2 separate regions of the Homo sapiens genome follow, and region 1 is linked to region 2. Evidence: chromatin contacts called from ENCODE Hi-C or POLR2A ChIA-PET data. All regions are on one chromosome and are shown on one strand. The core of a region is the stretch at or near the end of the contact, and the rest is flanking DNA. Distances in the headings are between cores, read along the strand shown.

Region 1 (2,700 bases), core at 82-2,581, 67 kb after region 2:
CCTGCCTCAGCCTCCTGAGTAGCTGGGACTACAGGCACCTGCCACCATGCCCAGCTAATTTTTTGTATTTTTAGTAGAGATAAGGTTTCACCATGTTAGCCAGGATGGTCTGGATCTCCTGACCTCGTGATCCACCTGCCTTGGCCTCCCAAAGTGCTGGGATTACAGGCGTCGGCCACCACGCCCGGCCACCCTGACCAGAGATAGTTTTGTTATGGATGATGAAGCATTACACTGAGTGAAAAAAAATACCCTCAAATTTGAGCTCTTTCTTGCTTAACCTAAAATACCCACGCTATCACCTTTATTTTTCCTTTTCACTTTCTATATGATGTATCCGCTTGGCAAGGACGTGCACACCAATATGTTTTTAAGCATCTTGCCTATTTGCTTAGTTAATATGTCAGTGAATTTTAAAAACTCCTTTGTCAGAGAAGTTTAAGCAATTATTTTTAGTACTTTAGAACTATCTTGGGAATGTTTCCCAAAGAGTATTGTACACTGAAAGAAAAATGGTGCCAGAATTTAAATGTATATTTTTAGGTTTTTCCTTTTTCAATAACCTATTTATCTTCTGCTATTTTTAAGTGACAACTCATAATAAATGGTGAACCTATTTTAGGGATAGCCATGTTTTGGGGATATACTCATGTGGATGAGTATAAATTGATGACTTTAGGAAAAAACAAGTTAATTTTATTATAAGACATATGAACTTACAGTAGGGAACAACGAAATAGATTAAGAGTTGTTTCAATTACTTAATAAAAATAATTTATCATTGTGGGGGAAAAAGTAAAGCAGACATTGCAGTTGACAGTGGAGCTCCAGAAATAAACAATTAAATGATTAAATAAATGGAGAACAAATCAAGAAAACAACATGAAAATGAACCATGTACCATCCACCACCAACACAACTCAAAACAAGAGTGTTAAGTCTACTCCACGTCAAAACTTTCAGAGTAAATAATGCATTTTAGGAACTTGGTCATTAAATCTTAGGTTCAAATTCCACCTCCCTTACTTCTGACTTGTACACACCCCTGGGAATATCCCTTAACCTCAGTTTGCTCATCTACAAAATGCAGCTAAAATCAGGACTGCTAGATTTTAAGCCCTTGCTCATGACTGTCACCCCCAGTCCTGTCTTTTTCATCCTCATCTCACCTTCCCCTTCATGTCAGCTTGAACCTTGCTCCAGACTCTGTAGTGCTGCAAGCATACCCCTGGACCTTTGTCCTCCCTCACCCAGCCACTGCCTGCTGTGTCCTTCCTCCTTCCACTAAGGGCCTCACAAAAGGAGTCTGACTCAGGGATCTGACTGTCACTGCACAGGTCACCTGCTCATGTTATCTGGCTGGACCCACCACTCTGGTGAAAGTGCTCTGGCAAAACCTACCACCAAACACCTAGTTGGGAAATATAACAGCTCCTGTTTCATTCTCACCTTCCCTAAGCTTTCTGAAGCAACTAGCACTGCTGACCTTTCTCAACTTCTTATTTGCTTTCTTCCTTGACTTGCTAGAAATGACTCTTTCTTGGTCCTCTTTCCACTTCCCTGACTTTGCTTTCCTGGTGACATTCCCTCACTCTGCTGTCCTTAAGGATGTTTCTGCCCACAAGGTTCTAGTCTTGGGCCTAGGTTTTTAACTTGTGAAGTCCATACAATTTTCATGGATGATCTAACACTTCACACCTACATCTCTTTAATTTTTTTTTTTTTAAGATAGAGTCTCACTCTGTCGCTCAAGCTAGAGTGCAGTGGCGCTGATCACAGCAGCCTTGACCTCACAGACTCAAGTGGTCCTGTGCTCAAGTGATCTGCTCGCCTTGGCCTCCCAAAGTGACGGGATTACAGGTGGGAGCCATGATGCTTGGCCTTCTTCTAATTTTTAGTGTTGAGACAACTGAAGATTCACATGCAGTTGTAAGCAGTAATACAGAGAGACCTCAAATACCTTTCATCTCAGGGTAACATCTTGCATACCTATAGGACAATATCACAGTCAGGAAGTTGACATTGATAATAATCCATCTATATTACTCAGTGTTCACCAGTTTTACATGCATGCATTTGTGTGTGTGTGTGTGTTTGGTTCTATGCAATTTTATCATATGTATAGACAGTATACCCACATTCTACTCCCATTCCAAGGCCCAAAGCTGGGCTCTTATCATTCTGGGGAGAGGGGTGCTTAAGTAAGAAATACAGCAGGCTCTAAGTCCTGACAATCCCTATATGCTCTGAAATGGACTCTCTGCTATGAGCAGAGCAAATCTAAAACTGTAGCAAGTAAATTTCCATCTCTTTTTATGATGCTCTCCTAACTTGGAACAATCTATGAGCTCCTTTCAACACCTGCCCACCCTGCTAAGTCTGGCTTAAGTCCTTCTTCATGGAAAGCCCTCATGGTGCTACCAGTCCACAGTGAGTCCTTCTGGACTTCACTGTGTGTTTTCCATTAGATGTAAAGCTCCTTGAGGATAGAAAATGAGCCTTTTTTGTGAGTTCCATGGATTTGAGACATACCTGTCTTCAATAATACAAAAACCATTTGAACTACTAAAATGGGAAAACAGAGGAGAAAAAAAGAAGAAACAAGGAAGGCAGAATTTGCCATCACAGAGGACTCCAGGAACTAGGATTTCAACTTCAACAACTAGATTAAAAAAAAATAGAGCAAGCATGGCTAAAGGC
Region 2 (2,700 bases), core at 172-2,671:
CAGCTTATTTCCAATGGCAAAGAGCAAAATTAGAGAGCATGCTTGAAAAATGGCATCAAAACTGGAATATAGAAAGTGAGGCCCACTTAGAAATTTTATATATTTTTGTTTCATTTTCAGAGAATAGAATGCCCTTTATAAGTTAGATGTGCATTTGAATTCCTATCTGTAGATCAGAAAGCAAAAACTTCAGACTTAAACATGAAACCAAAATGAAACATCAATTCTGAGTGTCTAGCCTGCTCCCCAAAAGACATCTTTTGGGCTTCCAAAAAGTAATCTATTTTTAAAAAAATCTATATTACCCTCTTAGGTTGAAGTTCCTTTATAAATTCATTCATTTGCCAAATTCTGATTGCAAAAGTGCTCATGTGCCAGACTGGCTACAAAACACTTACTGATCCATAATTAGAAACTGCCTAATCATTTCATGGTTGCAATTCCTGACTCTGAAATGTTTAAATAAAATGTTCAGTAAAAGGTTATTTATAAAAGAACCAATATTTTGATCACTACTTCAAAGGGAGGCCTGATTGTGTAAATGCAAATAACTGCCTTATTTTAGTACTTAAGGTCTCAGATTGAATGTAGCTATCTATTAGCACAACTGATCCAAAGTTTAGGAGGGACATTCTTTTAGAAGATCCCATGTATTTATTTTCTAGTTTGAAAAATGGACATTTTAATATAAATTTATAATCTAAATTTCTGTTGCCAGAATTTGGTTAAGTGGGCCTTATTTAGTATACTAGAAGAGACTATGCAAAATCATATTCCACAAAAGAATCAACATTCTCTTATAGCTTTAAAATACTATAATGTGAGCTTGAAATGCTCCACACCTGAATTGATAAGAGCATTAGGCAGTAGTTTCTATGAAGCTTTTAAAAGAGAAAGTTAACTTCTACTAAACAATTACAAGTGTTCAACTAATACAGTGTCTTCTGACCGATTTTCTAATAACAGCTTTTAAAATAAATCTACCAAACTGTTTTGACTCTTCCAATGTAAAAAAGAAATTGAAAGTTAAAGCTTAAAAATTCCCCATATAGAGAGGAAATAAACTTAAAATAGAAATTTAAAATAACTTCAATCCAAAGTAAAGCAAATCGTTTCATACACTTTCAGTAAGTATAACAAATTTTATATAGTGACCCAAAAGTCACCATTGTAGAGCTTTGCAACTCAAGACGTTTTAGCTGGAGGGGTTAAAAGTGTGGGTGTGGAAGTCAGCTTTTGTTTGAAAAATTAGCAATGCTATGAGTCATCGTGCATTAGCTGCAGAAGAGTTTTGCATCTTGTACGAATCCAGACACCATATGCCATGCGAAGGCCTATTACTTTATTCGGTGCCACCGCTGACAGGCAGCCACGTGGGTATCCCCAGCGGAAGGGCTGTCTCCTCCCGGCGGCGAGGACAGGAACCCAGTGAGCTGAACACATCCGACATTGTACGGAGCAGCAGGAACAGCTGGTAAGCTAGCAAGCGGCAACGGCCCAGCGAGGAGCGTGGATGCTAATGAGCCTGGCGACAATGCCGGCCTTCAGAGGGGTAAGTGCAATGTCGGCCGGCATGTTCCCACAACAGCCTCAAGAGTAGAATCTGCTCGTTCATGCCTTCAGTCTCATTAAAGCATGATACTGGTATTTGTGGCTTATCAAAATCAGCTGTAAATCACAAGTTATAAATCCGACCAACAGATCCAACATGATTTAAAATGTTGCACTGAAATGCAAGTAAAATTCCACAGGCATCTTTGGGTCCTGATGGAGAGGTGTTGACCAGGCACTGGGGTGGTGGGGAGCCGTGAGTTGATGGCACAGGTGGAGCAGCTGCTGCTGGTTCAGGTCCTGGTTACCATTCACAAAACTGTGTGGCCTCAGGCAAGTTATTTAACTTTTCTGGGCTTCTGTTCCCTCAACTATATTTTTTAAACATAAAAAAGTTTGTGACATAATAGATTGTGTTAAGACATTGCATTGCGTTTGCATAATACATTAAAATAGGATCATAATTGTGCCTTCCTGATAGGATTGCTTAATAACTGAATAAAATATGTGAGGTTCTTAGTGCCTGGGACAGAGCAAAGAATGGTGCAGCTAAGTAAACAGATGTCTCTCCAGGTGACCCAAGAGGACAGCTCCAAGCAGCTTCACCTCCTGGTCTTGTTCTTCTCACACAAGACAAGACAGTAGCACATCTCCTTATGAGTGAGGGGTCTATGGCATGAGATGGGGGAAGGTGTCTGGCAGACACAGTGAGATGAGACAGCGATAAGAAGGGGAGGGAGTGATGTGTGCACATCTGGGTGCTGTGGACCCCAATCTGATTACTGCGGGGGGTGGGTTTGGGCTCCTAGCAGCATCTGAAGCTCCAAGATCACCAAGTTTCTTGATGGTTCCAGGTTTACCAAAGGCTCTTTTCCGCTGAAAGTCGTTTACTTTTTCTGAATGCTCCTTTCTTCCATCAAGTCCCTGTGACGCCTATTCACCCTCCAATTGCCAGGTCACAGGCCCTCTGTGGGACGCCTTGAGGCTCTGGGCTGCACTCTGCATCACAGCCATGAGGAAACTGTGCACTGCTCTCTTCCCTAATGTGCTCTGTATTCAACAAAGAGCCCCTCCAGGGTGGGCACCGGGCCTTCCATTTGTGCACCCACAGCAACAGCACAGTGCCTGGCATACAGGAAATGGCCGATG

What was found. A loop is a pair of places that touch in the nucleus more often than their neighbours do. ChIA-PET counts read pairs that join two places held with the same protein, here RNA polymerase II (POLR2A). Pooled maps may share reads with other maps.
Region 1: a pooled map shows a loop between it and region 2 (2.5-fold over the local background). The contact joins two enhancer-like sites. A Hi-C loop is called at or near these places in 1 of 168 maps with a recorded cell type or tissue (right cardiac atrium), 7 of 37 single-sample maps with no recorded cell type and 5 of 50 pooled maps. POLR2A ChIA-PET finds 5 or more read pairs at or near these places in 4 of 52 experiments (Caco-2, OCI-LY7, T-cell and 1 more).

Annotation. Positions count from the first base shown.
Region 1 is chr20:20,518,165-20,520,864 of GRCh38, forward strand. The region is part of intron 31 of RALGAPA2 (Ral GTPase activating protein catalytic subunit alpha 2); the gene reads right to left. Among named protein-coding and RNA genes, the nearest start is that of INSM1, 150 kb to the left of the region's middle. Within about 2 kb of position 1,332, at least 3 of the 41 ENCODE cell types and tissues checked have a DNase peak (open chromatin) inside an H3K27ac peak, as active enhancers do.
Region 2 is chr20:20,451,115-20,453,814 of GRCh38, forward strand. The region is part of intron 37 of RALGAPA2 (Ral GTPase activating protein catalytic subunit alpha 2); the gene reads right to left. Among named protein-coding and RNA genes, the nearest start is that of INSM1, 84 kb to the left of the region's middle. RefSeq lists an enhancer at 1,656-1,765. Within about 2 kb of position 1,422, at least 8 of the 41 ENCODE cell types and tissues checked have a DNase peak (open chromatin) inside an H3K27ac peak, as active enhancers do.